3 separate regions of the Homo sapiens genome follow, and all the other regions are linked to region 1. Evidence: read pairs that join two places in POLR2A ChIA-PET (ENCODE). Cell type or tissue: PC-9. All regions are shown on one strand. Each heading gives the region's core, and the rest is flanking DNA. Links, peaks and the distances in the headings are about the cores only. Region 1 overlaps LOC105374715 (a long non-coding RNA gene). Region 2 overlaps ADAMTS12 (ADAM metallopeptidase with thrombospondin type 1 motif 12). Region 3 overlaps ZFR (zinc finger RNA binding protein).

What was found. ChIA-PET counts read pairs that join two places held together with the same protein. Peaks named below come from ENCODE experiments on the same cell type or tissue, not always from the same donor. Only the 100,000 strongest peaks of a DNase experiment are listed, where the experiment ranks them.
Region 2: POLR2A ChIA-PET joins it to region 1 with 9 read pairs; 1 of 35 experiments calls an interaction of 5 or more read pairs at or near these places.
Region 3: POLR2A ChIA-PET joins it to region 1 with 5 read pairs; 1 of 35 experiments calls an interaction of 5 or more read pairs at or near these places.

Annotation. Positions count from the first base shown.
Region 1 is chr5:33,003,073-33,013,765 of GRCh38, reverse strand. It overlaps LOC105374715 (a long non-coding RNA gene), which reads left to right. Exons shown (of 3, transcript NR_188269.1): 3 at 2,206-5,509. Among named protein-coding and RNA genes, the nearest start is that of LINC02120, 61 kb to the right of the region's middle. RefSeq lists an enhancer at 4,608-5,109. In PC-9, for the core only: no CTCF peak of the experiment used is centred there; a DNase peak (open chromatin) is centred at 4,885; H3K27ac peaks cover 1,338 bases.
Region 2 is chr5:33,761,448-33,772,140 of GRCh38, reverse strand. The region is part of intron 2 of ADAMTS12 (ADAM metallopeptidase with thrombospondin type 1 motif 12); the gene reads left to right. Among named protein-coding and RNA genes, the nearest start is that of ADAMTS12, 130 kb to the left of the region's middle. In PC-9, for the core only: no CTCF peak of the experiment used is centred there; no DNase peak of the experiment used is centred there; H3K27ac peaks cover 454 bases.
Region 3 is chr5:32,434,749-32,439,748 of GRCh38, reverse strand. All of the region lies in intron 2 of ZFR (zinc finger RNA binding protein), which reads left to right. Among named protein-coding and RNA genes, the nearest start is that of ZFR, 7.5 kb to the left of the region's middle. In PC-9, for the core only: no CTCF peak of the experiment used is centred there; a DNase peak (open chromatin) is centred at 468; H3K4me3 peaks cover 767 bases; H3K27ac peaks cover 2,535 bases.

The DNA of each region.
Region 1 (10,693 bases), core at 2,765-7,764:
AGAGAGTTCATCACCACTAAACCTAACAAGAAATGCTAAAGGGAGATTTTCAAGCTGAAATAAAAGGATACTAATTAAAATATGAGAGTATACAACTCACTGGTAAAAGTAAGTATATAGTCAAATTTAGAATATTCTAATACAGGTTGAGTATCCCTTATCCAAAATGCTTGGGATCAAAGTGTTTAAGATTTCAGATTTTGGAATACTTGTATATACAGAATGAGATATCTTAGGGATAGGACCCAAGTCTAAACACAAAATTCATTTGTTTCACATATATCTTTACATGTAGCCTATAGATAATTTTATGCAACGTTTTAAATAATTTTGTGCATGAAACAAAGCTTGTATACGTTGAACCAATCAGAAAGTAAAGATGTCACTACCTCAGCCACCCATGTAGAGAATCTGTGGTTGTTTGTCATCATCATCATTCCTGACTCTGAATTTATATGCTACCTATAAGCAATCATTTTCTTATGTTTATTCACACATCAGTACCTAACAGTAAAAAACATGACATACCATTAATATAGTAAAAAAAATAATAGTGTGTTCTGGGTAGCTAAGCAGCACAGAATATCTACAGAATATAATCACCAGAATATCTACATCAGCTGTTCAACATAGCAATAACAAACAACAGAAGCCTTTTTTCTCCACTACAATGCTTGTTTTGATTAAAAGGTTAACTGCCTTGGGGACCCTAAATAAACTGTGTTGTGCACCTGTAGTTTGATTATGCTGCAGTTTGATTATGACACATTACATGAGGTCAGGTGTGGAATTTTCCACTTCTGGGGTCAAATTGGTGCTCAAAAGTTTTGGAGTTTGAGCATTTTGGAATTCAGATGTTTAGATTCGGAATGCACAACTTGTGCTGTAATGATGATTTCTAAATTATTTATAACTCTAGTATAAAGGTTAAAAAACAAAGAATATTAAAAGTAAGTACAGCTACAATCATTCGTTTGTAGATACAGAAATGAGAGGATATAAATTGTGACATCAAAAATATAAAGGAGAGTAAAAGTGTAGAGTTTTATACATTATTGAAGTTAAGCTATTATCAACTTAAAATAGACTATTATAAGCCAAGATGTTTTATGTAAGCCTCACGGTAATTACAAAGTAAAAACCTATAGTGGATACACAAAAAAAACCAGAAAGGATTCAAAAGATACCATGACAGAAAATCATCATATCACAAAGGAAGACAGAAAGATAGGAAGGAGCAAAGGATCTGAAAAACAGCCAGAAAACAATTAACAAAATGCCAGTATTAAGTCTTTATTTGTCAGTAATTACCTTGAATATAAATGGATTAAATTCTCCTATTTACTGCCATTCTGGAATTTGTTTTTTTATAAGGAATTCTTGCACCCAAGAACCTGGCAGTCTGAACTTTGAAGACTCAAACCAGAGTTTGATATGCAGAGAGATAGGAAAGTCAACATTTAAACCAAAAAAAATTCTTGACTAAAAAGTGAAGAAAAATTGATCCACTTTAAGGGCACCACTTGGGGGGAATCTAGCTTCCAACTGGACCCTTTACACTTGTTTTTCAGCTGATAAAACCCCAAGTGCTTTGCCAAGACTAGCTCACCTGCCAGACATTCAGCAGGCTGGCAGAGGCCAGACATTCTCAAGAAGTAGAAGAGGTAATGAAAATTAAAGGGCATGCAAAGCCTGATGTTTTCCTGCATACTTCTCTTACCATAGATGCTTAAAAAAACAAAAACAAAAATAAAAAATAATTACTAAAAGCTATCACAGTACAATTTGCTGAGTCACTGAATTAAGGTTTTTTTTTAATAGAGCTATTTATTTCTAGAGGACTGTTGATTTTTAATAGAGATGTTACTATTTGAATCCAAGTGGGGTTTTTTTTGTCCACATATATATTCAAGCCCAAGGCTATGTCAAATAGCAGTTAGTTGTATGTCAAACACAAACAAATTATAAAAAGGAACACAATGTTTAAGGAAACCCTGAGCCTTATCGGAGCTCTTAAGTTGAAGAAATCATGTGCTGAGGATACTGCAGAAGAGTCTTAGACTTGGGAAAAAGATGCAGATTTCATCCTGACCCCTCTACTTAGTAGCAGTATGATTTGGGCTGGTCACTTAATGTTTCTGATTTTTAATTCTATCATGTGGGAAATGAGGATAAAAATGTATTATATGTCCTTGTGTCCCTCAGGTCATTGTTGAGAGACAAAATGAGATCATGTCTGGGAAAATACTTCTAAATTATCAACTCCCTTTCTATGGAAGAGGATGACCAAAGAAGGATGCACTCCTTGTCTGGAATTATGCCAGAGGTCTTAAAATGCTCAGAAATGAAATCAGCCTTCTTCCCTGTCCTAAGAGGCTCAGGTTTTCGGCAAGTAACTCATAAAATTAATGCTCCACTGAAAATAAAATCTGATTTGAGTAGTATCAGCACTTAGAAGACCTTTGGAGGCCGGGGGTATTTTCTCTTTTACAATGCTGTGAACAACATTCACTCCTGGAAAACACTCCAATGTCTTACATCTTGAGGCTGTGGGGATTTTTTTTTCTTTTGGTTTAAATGTTGCCTTTCCTATCTTTCTGCATATCAATTTTTCCCCTGCCCAAGTCACAGGCTTGGTAGTAACCATCATGTTTACTGCTGTTCCTTCACATGTGGTTCTCTGAGGCTTCTGAGCACCAGAATTTTATTAAACAGAGCTACTCACACCATAAAGATGGAATTCTGCCAGATCTGAATCATAGAATAACACCAGAATTGACTTCAGAAATCATCTTCTCTAAAGATTTGCAAGATTTTTAAACAGCACATGCCTTTGTAAAATGAAATCATCAGTGGAACACCGTATATAAAATAAAATTAATAAAAACTACTATGGCTGGAGAGGTGAAACTCTAACATATTACACAGTCTCCTGGGTTTTTTTGCAGATATTAAGGATCCACTGAACCATTTGAAAACTACCCTATATACTCCCCCTTTCCAGTGCTTCAGTCCCTTCTATAGTAATCACCACTGGATTGTTCAGTCTTTCAATATTTTCAGTGGTGCCTATCCTCCCAAGAAAGGCCATCTTAATTTGGGACAGCTTTAACTGTCTATTTGGAAAATCATTCTTATATTTTAATGGTCTCCTTGTAACCTCTATTTATTGTTACTAGAACAGAACTAGACTGTGCTCTATTCCATCTAAGTATTGGGGTCAATGATCATATTCCTCCACAAACTTATAGTTTTTTTACAAACTAAATATCCCCTGATTTTTTCAACTTTATCACAGTGTGAGAATATGTGGGCCTAATCTCTTTATTCTAATTTCTTTCCTTTGAACTTGCTTCACTTTGTCAATGTCAGTTTTAATTTGTGTGCCTAGAACTGTAAAAAGTAATCCCTATGTTGACTGTAATCATCAACTCTTTCACTTTGAACATTCTACCCCTGTTAATTTGGCCTATAATTGAATTTGATTTGGGGAAAACTTGTCGGAGCTTAGCCAACTAAATCCCCAATATCATCCTTGAATATGCTACTGCAGAACCAAATCTCCCATATTACAAACTTTTAAAATTGTTTTAATGACTTCATGTGGTCATTTTCCTTTGCCATGGCTTTTAAAGTCACATGGTTCTATTAGAAAGATTTCTAGGTCTCTTGTCATTTCTAGAATCTGGTTTGTTGGATTTGGCAAATCAATATCTGTATATTTGTTCACTTTTTATTCTGTCAATCGCAAACATGCCATCTGCTTAATAATTTCCCACAGATCTTTATTGATATATATTTTGTTGGGAAAGAATTTATCATTTTAGATCCAGAATATGTAATCATAGCTGTCCATTTATATCTGACCATAAAGAACTTTCCTACTATAGAATTTTTGAGATTTGGTGAGGGCTAACTAGAAGGCTGAAAGGATAGGAAAGCTGCTGAGTTTATTTGGTTACACACCAATGGTCCTGTAAGTCTGTAATTTCAAAAATCTACCCGAAAACAAGGGATTGTATCCACTGTTAAATGGATGAAGTTTTAAGCATCAGAAAATCAGTCTGAATTTTCATTATTCCCTAGAAATTTTCTCAACTTTGTGAGTTTCATCCAGGTACTTTGCCGTTCTTGAACATATTTTCATGTGGTTTTATAATATTTATTCAACATTATTTTCCATTAGTTCTCTAATTTTAATTGTTGGTAAGCATTTCGATGTGTAGCTATTACATGGTGCAGAACTGATTTATCCACGTTAATGTCTGAGGAGACCATGACCCATTTTATCTGCTGCGTGGTCAGCCCTGGTATTCATGGCAGGTTGTCTGAATATTTCTGATGAAGTCTTTAAGTACATGTAATTCTGAAAACACATTCCCATTCAGTAAGACTTATACAGGATGGTAAGCCTAACATGGCAAAAGGTTTCTAAAAAATTCCATAAACATTAAGCATATTTATGTCATAGCATTAAGTTTGGTCAATTTGAAACTTACCGTATTGTAGTATAAGAGGCATTTTGTTTGCTTGTGTTTACTTTCCCAGGAGTAAATGCGTTTTGGTTAACCACAATGGCAAACTTAGTCAAGACATTTATGTCAACAAATCCTACTGCTTAACAAAGTCACATTCTTAGTTTCTGGGACAGCAGACTGGATTCTAAGTAATAAGGTGTTTATAAGGTGTGCTGTAAATCTGGGACTATAAACATGTCTACTTTTCTGTTAAACCTGCTGCTGTGCGTGAGGTACAATAAGCTCTCTTTTCAGTTTTATGGTGGCCAGTATGTTGGCTTGCCAGTCTTGATTGCTGTTGATTCTACTGTTCCCAAAGCCTCCTGCCAAGCTCTTGACCCAAGTCACGCTCCCTGGTGATGTCATAATGCTGCTACGAATTTGCTCATTCACTGTACCTGCAGGGATGCCCCAAGAGTCACATACCTTCCCTGTTAGTCACTCGTTGGAGAATAACACCTTGAAATGAGCAGGGCCTCTCCTTCCCCTGATTTCAAAGCCATTACATTTTCAGAATTTTCATAATGAGTTTATAGATACAGTAAGATGACTATTACCTTTATGGAAATTATTTTTAATTTGTTTTTTTCTCAAAAATAACACTATTAATTTTGTTTGGACCAAAAAAATTTTCTCCACATTCATAAGCAAAATTTATTTCAATTAAACACATATTTATGAAATACAGTGCCTGGTATTTGAAATCATCACCATTGTTATGTATGCCAAATATCTGGAGGAAAAGAAGAGAAAGTGGTCATAGATCTGAATATTTAAATTACATGATGTTGAATACATCTATTTGGAAAAATCTTATTAATTCTAAATTCTTTACTTTTTACCCAAATATTGGGCATTTATATAGATATAGCTTGCATCTTGCCTTACTTTACAATTTAATTCCCCCTACCAAATTGCTCAAACCATACTTCTCCAAAGATTCTATGAGTTAGACCAAATATAAAAACAAAAACAAACAAACAAACAAAAAACCCGAACAAAAATTATTTAAGGCGGGGCTCAGTGGCTAATGCCTTTAATCCTAGCACTTGGGGAGGCCAAGGTGGGAATATCTATTGAGCCCATGAGTTCAAGACCAGCCTAGGCAATATAGTGAGACCCCCATCTCTACAAAAAATAAAAAGCTCACCAAGGCTAGGTGAGCTTTTTTTTTTTTTTTTTTTTTTTCTGGGAGGCCAAGACAGGAGAATCCCTCGAGCCTCGGAGTTTGAGAGCAGCCTGGGCAACATGGTGAGACCCTGTCCCTAAAAATAAGTTTAAAAAAATTAGCTGGGCATGGTAGCATGCACCTATAGCACCACCTACTTGGGAGGCTAAGGCAGGAGGATTGCCTGACCCCAGGAGTTTGAGACTGCAGTGAGCCATGATCATGCTGCCACACTCTAGCCAGAGTCAAAGAGTGAGACTCTGTCTCAATAAATAAAAGAAAAATAGCCAGCATGGTGGTGGATGCCTATTGTCTCAGCTACTTAGAGGCTGAGGCAGGAGGATTGCTTGAGCCCAGGAGGTCAAGGCTGCAGTGAGCTTTGATTGTACCACTGCACTCAAGTCTGGGTGACAGAGCAAATCTCTGTCTCAAAAAAATTATTTAAAACACACTGGTTGTGAGCTCAATGCAAAACAAATACCTCATATATTTATATAATTTTTCTTTCTCAGATGAACACTACCAAGATAACGTTGGTGTTTTAACCAGGTATGAATAATGGCCCAAATACAAATGACTAAAAACCACAAGTTAACTTTTCATAGACTATAATAGATTTGGAGCTAACATTCTGTCTTTTCATATATCAGCATTTTTCCTCTGACATGTTACACTGAAAAAAAGAGTTTTTAGGTAGAAGGTTTTCTTCTACCTTCAGGAGAAAATTCCATCAGAAACTAAAATCTTTATCCAAAGACTTAGAGGCTACTTTTGAACAGTTTTTTGAGTTAATGTGTCTATGATTGCATCTATGTTTGACATTTAATTTGGAAAATAACATAAATTAGCCAAAAACCATTTCCTTAAACTGGTTTTCAAACTTGAGTGATATAAGATGTTTTGCAAAAAGGAAAAAGTTCTTGTTGATCTCCCAATGTTAAAATATTTTTATCATGCTGTTAAACCTGTTGATCTTATATAATAAAACCTAAATAAATGTATAAAGCAAAAATAAAGTCATAAAATTTATAGAATTCAAATTAGCAGTATTAATTTAATGTGACTTATATGGTTGCTTTAATTATACGAAATTACTATAATACTTGCACTATGAATATGATAATATTTTCAATATCACTAGACTATAAGCTTCATGAAGACAGAAACCATGTCTGGTTTTTCTTACCATTGTGAGATCTTAGGAGGAGAAAATGAATTAATGGTCCTTATTTATATAAGCAACTTTTAAAATATTGAGCAGGCCAAAATGTACAACACCTTACATTGAAAACTACCAAACATTATTGGGAGGAGTTAATAGGAGCTAAATAAATGGAAAGATATACCATGTTCATGGATGGTAAGACACTATGTAAACATGTTAATTTCCCCCAAATTAATGTATCAATTCAGTGTAATCCTACTCAAAATCCCATTTTGAAGAAATTAATAAGTTAATTCTAAAATTCATATGGAAATGCAAAGGCCAATGAGTAGACAAGGAAATATTTTAAAAGAATTAATTTTAAAACTAGAGGCTTTACTAACATATATTAAGATCCATTATAAACCATACTAATTAGAAATGTATAGTAATGATGAAATTATAGTCAATTTCAGAATTGAGACAGAATAGAAAGTCCATAAACAAAGTAACAGATGTATATTTACCTGATTTATGACAAAGTGACACTGCAGTGAAGCGCAGAAAGAATGGTCTTTTCTTTTTTTTTTTTTTTTGAGACGGTCTCTCACTCTGTCGCCCAGGCTGGAGTGCAGTGGTGTGATCTTGGCTCACTGCAAACTCCGCCTCCCGGGTTCACGCCATTCTCCTGCCTCAGCCTCCTGAGTAGCTGGGACTACAGCCACCACGCCCGGCGATTTTTTTTTTTTTGTATTTTAGTAGAGACGGGTTTCACCATGTTAGCCAGATTGGTCTCAATCTCCTGACCTCGTGATCCACCCACCTCGGCCTCCCAAAGTGCTGGGATTACAGGCATGAGCCACCGCGCCTGGCCAAGAATGGTCTTTTCAATAAGTAATGGTAGGTCAATTAAATGTCCATATGAAAAAATGTTTTTGACCCCCTACTTCACTCCATTGTCGACAAAACAGTCAAACTCTAAAATATTTAAAGGGATTTATTCTGAGCCAAATATGAGTGATCAGTGGCCCATAACACAACCCTCAGAAGATCCTGAGAACATGTGCCCAAGGTGGTCAGGCCACCTCTTGGTTTTATAGATTTTATGGAGACATAAAGTGTCCATTGATACATGTAAGATGTACATTGGTTTGGTCTGGAAAAGCAGAACAACTGGAAGTGGGGGCTTCAAAGTCATAGGCAGATTCAAAGATTTTCTGATTGACAAATTGTTGAAAGAGATATTATTAATAGAAAATAATGTCTAGGTTACAATAAGGGAGAATGGAGACCAAGGTTTTGTCATGCAGATAAAGCCTCCATGTAGCAGGCTTCAGAGATAATAGATTGTAAATGTTTCTTATCAGACTTAAAGAGTCTGTTCTATCAGTAATTCCAAAAGGGAAAAGAGTATAGTGAGGGATGTTCAGTACTCCATTCCCGTCATGGCCTTAACTTGTTTTTCACGTTATTTTGGAATGCCCTTTGCCAAGAGAAGGGGTCCATTCAGATGATTGGGAGGCCTTTGAATTTTATTTTTTGTTTACACCGTATACAAAATTCGATCTAGATTGATTGCAGACCTAAATGTAAAATGTAAACCAAAACATTTAAAGTAAAAATAAAGGAAATACCTTTGGAGGTCTGAAATAGCCAAAGAGTGCTTAAACAGCACACCAAAAAATTTTTTAAATGATAATCTATAGATCTATAATAAAGCAAAAACAGCGTAATAAAAATATAATGACTTCTGCTGTTGTAGTAGATTAACAACAAGAAGAGACTTACCCTACCATCTGAAATTTTTAAAAACAGGAAAAACGCATTAAATTACCATTTTCAATACACTAGAATTCAGGGAACAAAGGGCAGTGTGATCTCTGAAAGGTGGGGAACAAATGAGATGAGCCCTTCTGTCGCCCTAGCTTAATCTCTTGAGAGTTTACAGTCTGCAGTACAAGGTGGGGGATCCCAGGTGAAGCCCAGCACACTTCCTGCATTGAAGAGACAGTGCTAACTGACAAGACAAAGGAAGGTTGAATTTACCAGACAGATTACTTGAGAGAGCTGCACAGAAAAAATCATTCTAAAGATAAGTACTTAACTGTATACTGATTGGTACATACATACAAGGAAACCACTTCTGACCAGGAAAAGAATAAAAAGGTCAGAATATGCCTGTTTGCACTAGCCAGACAGGTAGACCTGATCATTAATAGGACATGGGAAATAACTCAAAAGGAAGTTTCTTCAGTAAAGGGAAGATTAGTCCTAGACTAAATGCTCCACTGATTCTACCTAACAACTCTTAAAAAGTGAACCCAAAAGGGTTAAACAGTTTATGAGTGACTTAACTACATCCCAAGACATAGTTTTAGTCATTGAAATACAAAAATATCCAGAGCACAAAGAGGGTAAAACCACAATGTTTGGCATTCAATTAAAGATTACAAGGCATACAGGTGGTAGCTCAAGGCTGTAATCCGAGCACTTTGGGAGGTCAAGGCGGGTGGATCACCTGAGGTCAGGAGTTCAAGCCCAGCCTGACCAACATGGAGAAACCCCGTCTCTACTAAAAATACAAAAATTAGTTGGGCATGATGGCACACACCTGTAATCCCAGCTACTCAGGAAGCTGAGACATGAGAATGGCTTGAACCCGGGAGGCAGAAGTTGCGGTGAGCCGAGATCATACCACTGCACTCCAGTCTGGGCAATAGAGTGAGACTCTGTCTCCAAAGGAAAAAAAAAGAGATTACAAGGCATACAAAGAAGCAAGAAAATATATCTCACACCAGCACAAAAATCAACCAATTGATGCCAACTAGCAGTGACACAGATGTTAGACTTAGCAGATGGGGCATTAATATAGTTATTGTTATAACTATATATTTTCAATAAATTAATCAGAGATGAAAGTTTTTTTAAAAATCAAATCAAATGTTGAGAGATACATTTTAGTAGAAAAAAAGATGAATGAAGTTGAAGGCAAAATAATGGAAACTAACCAAATGAAACACAGATAAATTTTTTTAAATTTTAATAAAGAGAGCATCAGTGAGATGTACGACAAATTCAAGCAGCCTGTTATATGTATAACTAGAGTCCCCAAAGGAAGGTGGATAAGGCGCAAAAGATAGTTGAAGAAATAACGATGAAACTATAAACCCATGGATCAAAAAACTCCATAAACCCCAAGCCCAAGATACGTGAAGAAAACTATACCAAGACAAATAATAACCAAATTGCTTAAAACCATTGAGAAAAATTGTGATAAAGAAAAACTCCTAAATGCAATCAGAGAAAAAAAATAACACATTATATGTGGAGAAACACAGAAAAGGATGTCGACAAGTTTCTCAGTGGAAAAAAGCACAAGTAAAAAGATGGTAGAGCTGCATCTTTAAAGTACTGAAAGGAAAAATAAAAAAAAAATCAAGCTACAAGTTTATACCCAGCAAAACTATCTTTTAAAATAAATATTTATCACAACCGAACTTCAGATAATAGAAAATGATACTGGATAGAAATCTGGAATTACACAAAGGAATGAAGATAATCAGAAATAGAAATGACATGGTAAATATATAATATTTGTTTAATTTTCATATCTTATTAAGCACAATGATAACACTGTATTGTGGGATATATACATACAACAAATAAGATGTGTAAAAAAAATAGCATTTAAGCCAGAAGGAGAGAAATGAATGTGTGCTATTGAATGTTATATGCGAAATATTATAATCTCACTTGAAGGTAAATTGTAGTAGTTTAAAGATGTGTGCTATAAACCCTAAAGCAACTACTAATATGATGAATCAGTTATAGCTAATGACCCAACGAGGGATAAAATTGAATTAT
Region 2 (10,693 bases), core at 2,440-7,439, 760 kb before region 1:
TCATGCCTGTAATCCCAGCACCTTGGGAGGCCGCAGAGAGGATATCACCTGAGGCCAAGAGTTCAAGAGCAGCCTGGTCACATAGTGAGGCCCCATATCTACAAAAAATAAAAAAAGTTAGCTAGGCATGGTGGCAGATACCTGTAGTCTCAGCTGTTTGGTAGGCTGAGGTGGGAGGCTTGCTTGAGCTCAGAAGTAATAGCTTGAGGCTTAATCCCAGAGGATTGTTTGAGGCTGCAGTGAGCTGAGATTGTGCCACTCCAGCCTGGGTGACAGAGCAAGACCTTGTCAAAAAAAAAAAAGAAAGAAAGAAAGAAAAAGGATGAGGGGACCACAAAGGACATCAAGTACGCAGTATAACTTTACTACACAGTGTTATCACTTTAAGGACAGTGAATATTTAATATTATATACAATATACAATATATAAAATGTACCATCTTAACCATTTCTATGTGTATAATTCAGTGACATGAGTGTATTCACATTGTTGTACCACCATACCCATCCATCCACAGAACTCTTCATCTTGCAAAACTAAAACTCTATCTGTTAAACAAATTCTATTTTTGCTGTATGGATATTTATTTTTAATAAAAGAAACTAATAATTATAGGAAATTTAGAATATTCAAGGAAATAAAAAAGAAGAAAAACCTCACTCAGAGTGGGACCATTAATACCATTAATGTGTTGATGAATGTTTCACTTGATCATCAAGGCTGTGACCTCATTTTTCTTTGACTTTTTGAGGTCTGCTCCCAGGCAATAACTGGTACCCACTCATTCATACAGGCTAAAAACTTTACTATGATACTCCTTCCAAACCCATTGTAATTATTTTTCAGGGGACAGATTCCTTTTTTACTTTAAGCTAAAGGAATAAAGATCTAGTTATGGATGTTCAACATCATTTACTCAACAGTCATCACTAAACAGACATTTGTTGAGTGTCTATCATGTGTTGGGTAGCATTGTATGCAATATATTTAATAGATATAGGATTGAACAAAATAGATGAAAACCCTACCCATCAGGGAACTGAAATTCTCATACAGAGAGTGATATTAGTGACATTTACTAACCTGTAAATATATGCCTGCCTGTCTATAATATGAAGTCCTCTAAAGAAAAATTTAAAAAGTAATGAGGACCAGGAACAGTGGCTCACATCTCAAATCCCAACACTTTAGGAGGCTGAGAAAGGAGGACTGCTTGAGGTCATAAGTTCAAGATCAGAATCTCTACAAAAAGATTTAAAAAGAAAAAATAGAGGAGGAGGAGGAGGAAGAGGAGGAGGAGGGGAAGAGGAAGAAGAAGAGGAAGGAGAAGAAGAAGAAGGAGGAGAAGGAGAAGAAGAAAGCAGGGAGGATAGGGAGTGCTGGTTGGGAGCTCTGAACATTTTTGGTTGTGTGGTCAGGGAAGGACCTTCTAGAAGGTGACATCAGAAGTGTACATGTACCTGGGGGTGGGGGATGAGGGCAGAATTTGAGGGCAGAGACCGTGAAATAACATTTGAATCATCCTCTCCTGGGCCTAAAGCAACACAAGCTCTCTCTTAGACCCCTGAATTTTTCTGAGTTTATATTTCAGATGAATGTGAAAAACATTTTTAAAAACATTCCTATATTGCCACAAAACCTCCAGATAAAGCTGCAGGTGTATAGCTGATGAGAGATGGACTTACTTAAAGCTCCTGCTCTGTCCTCGGAGGAGCTGAATCACGGGCAGTTACAGATTCCTCCTGGACCCCCAAACAGTGTGCAAGTTACAAATTAATAAATAGTGAGAAAAAATGGAGTTTTCCCCAATGTTTCCCAGTAGATCCCAGAAAAGTTGAAATTTGATCCAAATAGGATCTCTTACTCCCCACAGATTTCAAGTTTTTCTATAGTCAGTTCAAAATTGGAAGCAACCAGGATCCAGCACATAAGGCCATTTCCTCTTCAAAGCCCTTGAGATCAGACTGTTCTGGGAAGGTCTCTTTGGAACCTTTGGAATGAAGACATGTTTAAAACCATGAGCTCATGCTGTCCATGGATGGTGAGACTTTGTTAGCGGGACCATTATATTATTAAAAAGCCACCACCCACCATCCCCAGACATGATATTTTTCAAAAGAAAATCATTCATACAGCATCATTGTGATTTGCAGCAAAACAATTTATTATGATTATTAAGCTGAAAATTATAGAAGGGTATATACATACTTTACCTGTGGAATCATGCATATAGTTTTATTTGCTCTTCACAATACCCATGGGAGGAAGGCAGGACAGGTGTTATAATTTCCATTTTTCAGCTGCAAAACCTGAGACCCCAAAAATTTGGTGACTTGCGTAAGGTCTCACATCAGGGTACAATTCTGCATCTCTTGATTGCTTGACCAGATTCCTTTTGGTCATGCCTTACATTTGACCCAAGTGTCCCAAATCAACAAAATACCTTAAGCCTTTCTAGTTGTGATTTTTCTTCCCAGTAGAAAAAATAACTGTATTTGAACCTTGCCAAACTTGGCATTTTCTTCCAAGTAGTTCTTGGGCTGATTTTGGCAACTCTTGGGGCTGAGATGGACTCACAACATCACTGCCTGTAATTGATGTAAGTGAATAAAATGGACTCATTTTAAGTCTTGCAGAGGCTTTAGTCTAGATTAAGTAGCTAAAATTTCCAGGAAGCCAGTTTAGTTCTTTTTATCCCTCCCAGGGCTGGACACTAGCTTTTGTCTGGATTAGGTCATTTCTATTAAGAGCTGGCACCCAATTCTGGTTGGCACGGTCCCTCCATTTGTACTTGATGTATGTAACCATGCTGCTTTAGCTGTGGGGTTTCAAACAACGCAAACTTACTATCTTACAGTTCTGGAAATCAGTAGCTTGAAATGGGTCTCAGTGAGTCAAAATCAGTGTTGGCAGGGCTGTGTTTCTTCTGCAGGCTCTTGGGAGTTTCCAAGGTGACACTCTTGGGAGTTAGTTTCCCGGCTTTTCCAGCTTCTGGAGGTCACTTGCCCCATTTCTCCATCTTCCAAGCCAGCCTTTCTCATACTGCCATCTCTCTGGTTCTTTCTGTTGTGCCTCTGTCTTCCAGTTATAATCTTTTTGATTAACTCAGGCCCACCTTGATAATCCCTATCTGAAGGTAAGGATTATCCTTACCTTCAGATAATCCTTATCTGAAGGTCAGCTGATTAGCAACTTTAATTTCATCTGCAACCTTAATTCCCCTTTACCATGTAATCTAACATATTCACAGATTCTGGGAATTAGGGCATGGACATTTTTGAGGGGGCTGTTATTTTGCCTACCAAGCATACCTTGTCTTATTTTGTTTCATTTAACAATGTGCATTTTGATATGTAACAATATGAGTAGTTTCTTATCATGCCACTACATGTTCCTGAACATGGTAATAAGTGGGATTCTATTTTTCCATTAAGGATATTTGAACCAAATAAATTATAGCTAAAACCCACAACTACTATAAAAGACATGGACATTAAAAACCTTATAAATTATTTGGAATAATACAATTAAGCTATAAGTCCTATAAAACAGGATGAATATATTCTGTACAATCATTACATATTATATTTCCATATATCTAAAATTTAAAAACGTGCAAAATGCAATTCTGTTGCATGATTTAAATATGATTGAAAACTAATATCCTTGCAAATCAAACATCTATAAAATAATAAGAATTTTCCTTATGATTTAAAAGGGCTTTCGAAATAGTGATTTTGATAACCCCTATGCCTCTAAAAGCTTAATGATGTTATTACTTCTCTGTAGCTAGCAGAGGTATTAAAAAATCACCCCCTTGGCTTTAGAGTTATGGGTTTCAAAAATTATTTCCTCGTCTGGTCTTCCTCTTTTGCCGTGAATAAAGTAAACATGTGAATGACTGAATAAAGGCAGTACAGTTGGAACCGGAGGCCAGGAGCAACATCAGTAAACAGCACAGCCCTCTTCCATAGCATGGAGACCTCCTGAATGGCCTCTTGCCCAGCACAGCAGTCCTGTTGGCTGTTCTTTATCAACTAACTTCGGCCTGAATGGTTGCCTCCCCAGGGCATTTTTTTTAACAGCTTTAAAAATTTTTTAGAAAAAATATGTGCCAGTTCTAACTCTGTTGGTTTATCTACTGATTATGATCATCTCTCACCCTGTACTGTTGCCTATTAGTGAGTTTATTTCATGCAATTTCCAATTTCCTACTTTACAGATTTGAAAGACATGTTTGTTCATTTCTTCCCTTTATTTTCCTTGCTCTTGTTCCATCTTTTCCTGTCTCACCTTTCCCACTTCTTCTGTTATTTTTTCCCCATCTCTTCTTTTTCTGGTGTAGTTTCCTTCTTTCTTCCTCCCTATCATCTTCTCTCCCTCCTCTTCCCTGCCTTTAGCCGCTTTACCTGGGGACCTCTAATTAGCAATGTAATTGCACAAACTCTTGACTGGCTCTTAGGAACAGAATGTATTTCTTAAAACTTCAATTAAAATCATGCTTCCCAAATGAACAAATATCCCTAAAACATCCAAGCTATTTGTATATATTATTTAGTATCCTTAAAAAAATTATTTTTAGTTAAAACATGTTACCAATGAAACCATTGCATTTAGAAAAGTATAATAAAACATTGTAATACATTCTATATGGCTACAAAAAATAACACAGCTAATATAGAGATTGGATAAATACAGAAAGGCACAAAGAGGAAAATAAAAATTAATTGTAATCTAATTATACAAAGAAAAGCAGTAGCAAATGCTTTGAAAATAACTTTATTTTTAGTATAAAAGAAATATATATCTGATGTGGCAAGTTCAGAATTTTTACTGAAAGTATAGAAGAGAGAAGGACCGTTATCCAACCATTCAGGAATGACTGTGATTATATTAAAACATATGTATTTCTTTCCTGTATTTCCTATATATTTCTACAAAGTTGGAATCATGTTGAACATACAATTTTCTTTCATTTAAGTTTATATAATGAATATTTTTCCATGTCGTTAAAAATGTAACACATTTTTTATTTGCTGCATGACATCCCATTGTGTAGATGTGCAATTTGTTTGCCAGGCAATTATTATTGGCCATTAGTTTGTTTCCTAGTATTCATCATTATCAATAATGCAGTGGTGGATATGTATCTTTGTGCACAAGCTGACTTCCTTATTTTGGATCAGTTCTTTCAGAGATTTTACAGATGGAGTGTTGGGATGAAAAGTATGTATTTCTGAGGCTTTTAATGAATATTGTTCTGAAAGACAGATGCAGTCCTCACTTTCCCACAGTGTCTGTTTGACCACGGTATGATGACATTGCCAGATTGATAGAGTAATTGCACAATTTTACTACGGGATAATTTTAAATTTCCATTTCCAACTTTGATTGGGATCAACTTTCTGTAAATTTTAATACTAATTAAAAAAGAATGAGTTCTTTGTACCTTTTTTTAAAAGTACACTTTTAAAATTTTAGACTGTTTTTAAAATTACAGAAAAGCTGTAAAGATAGTGTGGAGAGAGCCTTTGTGTACCTGACATCCAGTTCCCCTGCTGTTAACATCTTATGATATTAAATTATATTTGTCAAAACTAAGGAACCAACATTGGTACGTTACTAGTAACTCAGTTATACACTTTATTTAGGGTTCACTAGTCTTCCCCTATTGTCATTTTTTTCTGTTCTAGGAATATCCAGGCCACCACATTACAATTAACTGTCATGTCTCCTTAGCTTGATGTATTGGTCAGATTTTTTGTAGAATGCTCCTAAATTTGATTTGTCCAATGTTTTTCTCATGGTTAGACTGGGGTTATGGATTTTGGAGAAGAACACAGCAGAGATAACATGCCACTCTGGTCATGTCATATCTAGGGCACATGTATCAGTAAGACTTGATGCTAACCTTGATCACGTGGTTGAAGTAGTGCCTGCCATGTTTCCTCACTGTAAAGTAACTTTTTTCCTTCTCTTTTAATACTCTGCTCTTTGAAACCAAGTCACTAAACACAGGGGGCAGTTAAGTTCCACCTCCTGGAGAGAAGATTAAACTATTTGGAAATCTTCTGTACAGGAAGACGTTTGTAGATATCTTCAGATGTAGACTTAGTACTTACAGACTTAAGAAGTATAGGCAGAACAACCGAAGATTTACCTGATTGTAACGACCTACGGCTAAAAAAAAGTGGTGTTTCCTGTTATATCTAAATTTAAATCAAGGATACTCAAGACAGTGAGCACTTAATCACATCATCTGAAAGAGATTCAAAGTATTGTACTTTAATCTTATGAAATTAAGTGTGTCACATAGAGATAACCAGTGGCAAATTTTTAAATAACTTTTTTTTTGGTTGTAAAAAATTTAGAAATTGTAGAAAAAAGCATAAAAGAGGCAAGAGCCATTATCTTTATTTTTTTTTCTGTGGTCAGAGATTATTGGTTATACCTTTGTGCTCTGCTTAAGAATGCTCTTCATTAGCGATTTGGGGGTCATGATTTAAGTGTCAGACAGGCTGTCATTTGCTTCCAGCAAGTTCATCTCCAAGAACATTGCCTTGATCAGGGTTAAGGTTACTGAAAAATGGAGGGTACATTTTACTTTTAAGAAATATTCTGCTTTTTAATGTGCTTGAAGTAAGTATGAAATTATTTTTTAAAAACTTGTATCCAGATGCAAAGTGTTAAGCTTGATTAGATTTTGGATTACAAACAAAGACAGAACCAATGCAAAACTAAGATGTTTTGGGGACAATTTGAGAAATTCAAACATGGAATGAAAATAAGGTTATTTTAATTGTGGCATATTTACTAATTCTCTCAGGTGAAGTAACAGAACTGTGGTTATGCAGGAGAATGTCTGCTCCTTAAGACTTGCCTGATGAAGTATTTAGGGCTAAATTGCCATGATGTCTGCAATTACCTTCAAATGGTTGAGCATATATATTAGAAATCAAAGGTGGCAAAATACTTGTTGAATCTAAGGGTGGGCATATGTGTGTCTATTTTTAAATTTTCTGTACTTTAAAAATTTTGCAAAATAAAACATTGGGAAAAGAAAAAAGATCATTCACGTATATACTTTAAATCAACCTTTCCCCTGTAATTTAACACCCAGGACTTCCTGCCTAGCTTGCAGAGAGACTGGGACTGTTTGTAGTGGGTTGGTTTTGGTGTGTTATGTTCATATGCAGAATAGCGCTGCTTTAAACTGTTTGTAGGCATCTTGGATGCTGAGAGAATGGTAAGAATCGGGGGTGCAAATGGGGGTGGGAGTTGAACTCTAATGAAGATGCCTGGTCAATTTGGGCCTTGTTTAAGAAAAAAAAAAATCATCAAATTTTAGAAAGCACTTAGCCATTCTGTCTTCAATGTTGTCACTATATATTTTCCCCAATTTTAAAGCTCATTTCCCAGACCCCACCCCGTCTACCATGGAGAAAGTAGATCTTTTGGTTAAGGCCTAGCAAAAGAGGTAAGTTAGACTGAAGTTTTGCCTTACTAATCTCTTCCCCGACGAATTTAATTCTTATGAAGGAAAAAAGTTATTCTTTTTCCACTATGTTATTTTTCCAAAGCTGATGGCATTGGAGTGCTGGACTCTCAATGTTCAGTTCTGGTGTTATTTCAAGAGGAATATTGACAAGCTACAGTATGTTTCAGGGAGAATGACCAGACTGCTGAAGAATTAGCACAATGGGAAATGTCAAATGGTTGAAAGGAATGGAAGCATTTAACATGAGAAGAGAAATCTTAGTGGCACATGATAAATGTCATCCAATCTAAGGATATATTATGTATAAAAGATATTAGACATATTCAGATATAGTTCCAGAAGGCAGAACTAAGATGATGAACAGAAATTATAAGGACTCAGATTTTTCATCATGCCATAAAGGGAAGAGATTTCTAATAATTAAAGTAGGTTAGCAATCATAGATGACTTGAGAAGTAGTCTCTCCTCGCTGGAAATGCATTTGTATGTGTAGACGAGCGTGTTTGAGGAGGCAGTTCCAGTATCAGCTGAAAACAGAGCCCTTGCAGAGTCTTACAGTGCTAGGATTATCTGGTTTTATAGAAGAAGCCACTATTGTTTCTTAATGAATGCTGTGTGTGGCACTACAGCCCTGTAGGTGCTTCCTCATGGTATTTCTTTTGTTCTTAACAGCTGTATCAAGTATGCATTCCCTGTTTCCCTATGAAAAGTCTGAGACTCAGCCATCAATCCATTTGACCAAGGTCACACAGAATCAGTGTAAGAACTGAGATCTACATTAACTGTAAAGCCCAAGCTCTCCATTCCATATCAGTAGTGTTGCATCTGGAACCAGAATTTAAAATAAATGAAATAGAGTGGCACAGAATGGAATATATCAGAATGCCTCCCACATAGGAAAAGGTGGAAGCATTGTTTCCTACAACATTTGTTTGCATGTGAACCGGTTGTGACATGAAATGTACTTTATACTGTGGGTCACGGCCAATGCCCTAATGTCATGGACCTTTGGCCTCCTGGACTTCCCTGAATGGGTCTACTTTGGTGATCCATTTCCATGACCACCCCCTAGGGTGTATTAGTTTCCTAGGGCTGCTTTCACAAATCACCACAAAGTGACATAAAACAACACACATTTATTCTCTTCCAATCCTGGGGGTCAGAAGTCAAAAATCAAATGTTGCCATGGCTACCTTCCTTTTGGAGAGTCCAGGGGAGAATCTGTTTTCTTGCCTTTTTCATTTTCTAGAGGTCACCTTGGCTCCTGGCTCCTTCATCACATCACTCCAGCCTCTTGCCCCTGTCACTTCATCTCCTACTTGTGCAGATCCTCTTGCCTTCCTCTTATAAGGGCCCTTCTGATTACATAGGTCAACTCTGATGGTGCAGGACAGTTTCCCCATCTCAAGATTTTTAATGTAATCACATCTGCAAACTCCCTTCTGCTAAGTAAAGTAAGATATTGGCAGGTTCCAGGGATTAGGACGTTGACAGCTTTGGGGGACTATATTCAGCCTACCACACCAGGCTTGCTTTACAAATTCTGAATGCTCAAACTTCAACAGTCCCCTTTCTGACCACCACTTCCTCTGCATTTGCCTTCTTTGTCATTTCCCTTGACTTGCTTTTCACAATATCAGCTAAGCCTTCAACCTGGCTGCATAAAAGATCAGCTCCTTCTCCCATTCCTCAGAGCAGTTTCCCAAATGCCCATCTACTTGCCTTAAGCAGATGATCTTACCTCCTACTTAAAGAGAAAAAGAGGTTCCTGGTGTGTATTGCTTCAGCTCCCGTCCTCTCTTTTCTCCCTGTGCTATCCTGGAAGGAGAACACAGCACTGCTAGTCACTCTGAAGTACCAGAGAACAATGAATAGTTTACTGAAGATGTCATAGGTAAAAATGGTAAAGTAGATTATGTTGTACATTTCCTATCATGCTCCAGGGAAGAATCCCCATTTTCTTCCTGCAAATCTTTCACTTTGGCCACCAGCTGCTGTATCTCCCTCCATGGATTTTTCCCTTCTGGCCTTGTCATCTCCAGGTCACCCCTTTCTCTGTACGTGGGTTATTTCCAGGCCTCCTAACTTTTTTCTTCTTTCTTTCTTTCCTTTATTTATTTATTTATTTTTTTTTGAGGTGGAGTCTCACTATGCTGCCCAGGCTGGAGTGCAGTAGCACGATCTCGGCTCACTGCAACCCCCGCCTCCCGGGTTCACACCATTCTCCTGCCTCAGCCTCCCGAGTAGCTGGGACTGCAGGCGCCCGCCACCACGCCCCGCTAACTTTTTGTATTTTTAGTAGAGACAGGGTTTCACCGTGTTAGCCAGGATGGTCTCGATCTCCTGACCTCGTGATCCACCCGCCTCGGCCTCCCAAAGTGCTGGGATTACATGCGTGAGCCACTGCGCCCAGCCTCTTTTATTTTTTTATTTTTATTATTTTTTTGAGACGGCATCTTTATCACTCTGTCACCCAGGCTGGAGTGCAGTGGCACGATCTTGGCTCACTGCAACCTCCATTTCCCAGGTTCAAGCGATTCTCCTGTCTCAGCCTCCTGAGTAGCTGGGACTACAGGCGCATGCCACGACACCTGACTAATGTTGTATTTTTAGTAGAAATGGGGTTTCACCATATTGGCCAGGCTGGTCTCAAACTCGTGACCTCAGGTGATCCACCCGCCTGTGCCTCCCAAAGTGCTGGGATTATAGGCGTGAGCCACCATGCCCGGCCCCCTTGTTTCTTAAACATGATTATTTCAGACTTTCTCAGCTCCTCTCCACCACCACTTTAATGTTGTCTTCAAGGATGTGAAAGCCTATTAGCCTAAGTAGGAAGATTTTTATTGCCCCCAGCCAAAAAATACTACAGTTACTCAGACCTATTCTCCTTATAGGGTAGTGGGGGATTACATATAACTAAAATGAATTTATTTTGCTATAATTATGACATTAGTCGGCCGTAGAAAATGGAGACAGCGGGTGTGGGTATATTCTGTAAAGAAAGACCCTGTAGGAAGGCAAATCTTTCTTTGTCTTTTTGTTTTAGAGACATGATGTAGATATAAATATTCATTAATGTCCTCATTTATGTCTCTAACATCTCACTCGACCTCCTCTTCATTTTGTTACCCTTTCTCTGCTGTGACTCTTGGTGAAATCAACACTACCAAATTCCTCCTGATTAGCCTATGTCC
Region 3 (5,000 bases), core at 1-5,000, 570 kb after region 1:
CTGCAGCCTTGAACCCCTGAGCTCAAGTGATCCTCCTGCAATGGGCTTCCAAGGTGCTGGGATTACAGGTGTGAGCCACTACGCCCAGCCTCATTGAGAGTTGTAAACAGCCACTTTTTCTTTATTTATACTTTAGAAAAACCTTGGACATAGCAGTAAGTGGATTTTGACTATTGCTGTACCTTAAGCATCTGCCAGTCAAAAGAAGGCATCTCATCTAATGATTTTGAGATGTCTTAGGGACTTCCGTTCCTAAAGGATGAGATAACTCGGGTAGGGTAACAGTAGCTTGGATAGGCTGATAAGCTAATGAGTTTTCCTTTTTTCCTTTCTCTTTTTTACTTTTTATTTGAAAGTAGTGTTAAGAATATTGTGTCTTGAATTCAGGAAAGAATAAAAGTAACACTAGTAAGGTAGAAAAGGATTAAACACTGAGAAAGTAAAAAAACCAGGTGAACAGGTTTTTGAAACCAACCTTGGTGATGGAAATTTACTGGCTTTACAAGAAAAAGAAATATTGCAACGACTAATAACATCAATCCTTCCATTGTTGAATCAGAGACCTTAGGATGTACACTGCATGGATAAGCTTGAAATAAGATAATTTTCATTCCAAAAGGATTGTTGCTATTACACTGATGATAAAATGGCTATTAGTCTTAATAGAGTAGGGTGAGCCAGAATATCCCTGTATAGAATAGGTATCTGCTTGAGTATGCTTTTGTAAACTGCCTTATAGTACACTATGAACAAAAGGACATAACTTTGGAACTATATAGAGTTTGAATCCCAGCTCCATCCCTTCAGGCACCCTGGCCAAGTATCAGCTTCTCTAAGACTTGGTTTCCTCACCTGACTTGCCTTGAGGTGAAGTTTAAATATAAAATTTTCTAGCCTAGTGCCTGATTATCAATAGGCATTCCTATCAATGCTGTTTCCTGTAGAGATTTAAGTAATAATATTATAAGGGTTTTAGAAGGATTCCTTGGTTAATATCTATCATATATTTATATAGAGAGTTTCATAATCTCACAGTAAAATGTTTTAAAACATTTGGAGTCCTCATTACTAATAGAGAAAGAAGGAAAGTTTCTATTTACAGGTAACATGATTGTTATGCTTGTCAGGCAAGAATATGAGAAGTAATAAGAGTACAGCAAGTTTTCTGGATCTATGATCAGGCAAAGGCCGGGAGCGGTGGCTCATGCCTGTAATCCCTGCACTTTGGGAGGCCGAGGTGGGCAGATCACTTGAGGTTGGGAATTCGAGACCAGCCTGACCAACATGGAGAAACCCCGTCTCTACTAAAACTACAAAATTAGCCAGGCGTGGTGGTGCATGCCTGTAATCCCAGCTACTCGGGAGGCTGAGGCAGGAGAATAGCTTGAATCCAGGAGGTGGAGGTTGCGGTGAGCCAAGATCGCGCCATTGCACTCCAGCCTGGGCGACAAGAGTGAAACTCCGTCTCAAAAAAAAAAAAAAAAAAAAAAAAAAATTTTCAGATAAAATCAGTAGCATTCTTGTTTCATCAATATTGAATTAGATTATTAAATTTCAAATAAGTCCTGTTTATGTATAGCCACCAAATCTATTAAGTAAGCAGGAATAAAACAAATGAAGTATTCAAAACACTTTGAAGAGAAAATACAATAGGATAAAAAAGTCATAAAAGATGACAAAGATGGACTGTGTTCATGAGTGAAAAACCAATGCCATCAAATTATTATCTCCTATATATATTTAGCATTACTCCAATAAAAATCTCATAGGATTTTTGGTATAACTTGATAAAGGGATTTTAATGTATATAGTGAGGAGAGTGTTCAGCTAAAAATATCATGAAAGTCTTGCAGAAATGATAAGGAAGGACTTGTAATATCAGATACCAAAATATTATTAATAGAAAAATGTGGTATTGGTACAGGGATAGACAGATTATTGAGTTAAAATAGAGATCCCAGAGATAGACATGCTTATATAAGCAGTTGGATTAGAGTATATATCTAATATATGTCTGTTTAAATAGATGTATTTGTTAAAAAAAAAATCAGCTACATTTTTACTCAGAGACATAGATCATCAGGTTAATCAGAAGACCATTCAGGCTTATAAATGTTGTAATTGATGAAGTATGTTAGTATTATTTGGATGGATCTTTAGTCTACTTATTAAAGGTTGCTTGACTATTAATTGTCCATGACACCACTCTGTCAGAATACAGGATTAGAGTGATTGTTCTGAGTATATCATTTCTTAGTATTTCATGAAAGCCATGTACAGTACAGCTTTTATTCATACAGAGATAAAATGAATGAAATAAACTTTGGGTTTTTTTTTGTTTTATTTGAATATTAGTCTTGTATACACTTTATATTAAAGTGCATTTGTAGGGAATAATTCACTTATTTAATATTTTATGAGCATCTACAATATGCATAGTCCCTGCTTTCAGGGAGTTTACACTTCTGGGGCATGAGGGTGGAGACAGATGAGTCTACAAATAACTATGCCATTATAATTAAGTTTTAATGAAATACTAAAATGGGAAATTGGAGGATTTTGACTATGGAGTTTGAGGTAGACTTCGTGTTCTTTCATTCTGAAAATCAAGGGAAGGTCATTTTAGACAAAGGAAAAGTATTGAGCCAAGACAAATATCTGGATTGCATGATATAATAGAGACTGGGTTGGCTCTGAAGTCAGACTACCTAAGCTGAATCTGGCTCCTCCTATTACCTGCCATGTGACCTTGGGCAAACAGTCTGTTGTTAGTTTTTTTATCTATAAATTGAAGATAATATTTTCTTTGCCTCATAGGAAAACTGCACATGTAAGAGAAAATGAAATGTCATAAACCGAGTGTACCTGTGTAACTTGCACTTAAATTAAAAACAAAAACAGAACATTATCAGTATCCCAGGAGGTTTTTACATTCTCCATTGTGTTGTTTCGAGGATTCACTATTATTTGTAAGGTGGACCTGGCAGTGACTCACACCTGTAACCCTAGCACTTTGGTAGGCCTAGGCTGGAGGATTTTAATCCCAGGATTTTGAGACTAGCGTGAACAGCAAAGTGAGACTCTGTATTATTAATAAAATGAAGAAAAGAAAACATTATTTGTGAAGTGTTCAGAACAGTATCTGGCATATATTATATCTCTATCAATGTTAGCCATTATTCAGTAGGTGGCTGGTGAATATGGATGAAACTAGAGAAAGTACAGTGCCTGGCATATATCAAGCATTCAGTAGACATGTTTTAAATTATTTATAGAAAAATAAAGAATACAACTATGGGGCCAGGCACGGTGGCTCACGCCTGTATTACCAGCACTTTGGGAGGCTGAGGCGGGCAGATCACAAGGTCAGGAGATCGAGACCATCCTGGCTAACACGGTGAAACCACGTGTCTACTAAAAATAAAAAAAAAAATCAGCCGGGCGTGGTGGTGGGCGCCTGTAGTCCCAGCTACTCGGGAGGCCGAGGCAGGAGAATGGTGTGAACCCAGGAGGCGGAGCTTGCAGTGAGCCGAGATCGCGCCACTGCACTCCAGCCTGGGCGACAGAGCGAGACTCCATCTCAAAAAAAAAAAAAAAAAAAAAAAAAAGAATACAACTGTGGTTACCAACTTTAAGGTAGGACCAGGGAAAGAAAGAAATACTGTGTGAACAGAGAGCCAGGAGAATTTAGGGTCATGAAAACCAAAAGATGATAGCAAGGTCGTCAGCTTTAGAGTTGCTGGATTAGGGATTTAGTACAGTTATCAAGTTACTGGTGTAATTTTAATGAGTAGCCTTTATAAGGAAACTAGAATCTGATCACTTGGAGCTACAGAAAAAAATAGCATAAAATTTTGCTTAAAATAAGTTTGTAGTCTAGTGTTCACATAGATACTTAAGAGCTCCAGAGGTCACATGGGCTTAAAGTATTGGGAAGCACTGTGGTTGAAATCAATCAAATGAAAATAAATTTTTTGAATTCATATTTCTGGGAAAAGCTATAGTATAAAATACACTACTAGTATGGTAGTCAGCATTAAATGGGCAAGGCATGTCTTTGAAAATAGGCTTGAAGAAATATGACCCTTTTTGATGGGAAAAACAATAAAACTGTTTAAACAATAACCATGTAGATGAGAGCAAAGAGTGCTGTGATTTATGAAAGTGGCTTTATAGCTTCTCTTACTTCCCCAATCCTGCCCATTCCCAAACCGTTTTATACTATAAGCATAATGGTCTCTATGAAATGTAAATTTAATCATAACACTCTTCTGTTTAAGTTACTATCAGAATATCTGGTTATCCTAGTTTTATATTTAGAAGTCTGTAATGTTTCACCCACATTTACGAAATTCACACACTTCCGAAAATATTCGTAGTAAGCTTGTAAAAGCTTGACAGTAAAAACTGAATTGACAGAAGGTTAGCTTTTTTCCCATCTCACTCAGTGTGAATATTCATACCTTTCCTTGAAGAAGTGTTAATACATTTGAGAAATGATGAAGGATTTATTTTTCGTGAGTATAAAAAGTTACAGAGGTCGGGTGTTGTGGTTCATGCCTGTAATCCCAGCATTTTGGGAGGCTGATGTGGGTGGATTCCTTGAGCCCAGGAATTGAGGTCACCAGCCTGACCTGAAGCAATCCACTTGCCTCTACAAAAATTAACCCCCCATCATGGTATACACCTGTGGTCCCTGCTCCTCGAGAGGCTGAGGTGGGAGGATCACCGGAGCCTGGGGAGGTCAAGGCTGCAGTGAGCCTTGATTGAGCCACTGCACTCCAGCCTGGGTGACAGAGTGAAACCCTGTCTTTAAAAAAGAAAGAAAGAAAAAGTTACAGAGTACTTCATTTTAATTAATTTATGGTATCCTTCAGGGTTTATTGTACCCAATCAATAGTGAGTTTCTTTTTTGAGTAGTTCTAGTTACAAGGATTGACATTCCATGACTTTTATTTCTTAGAGGCCTTCCAAAGAGCAAAGAAAACATTTCCCTTATT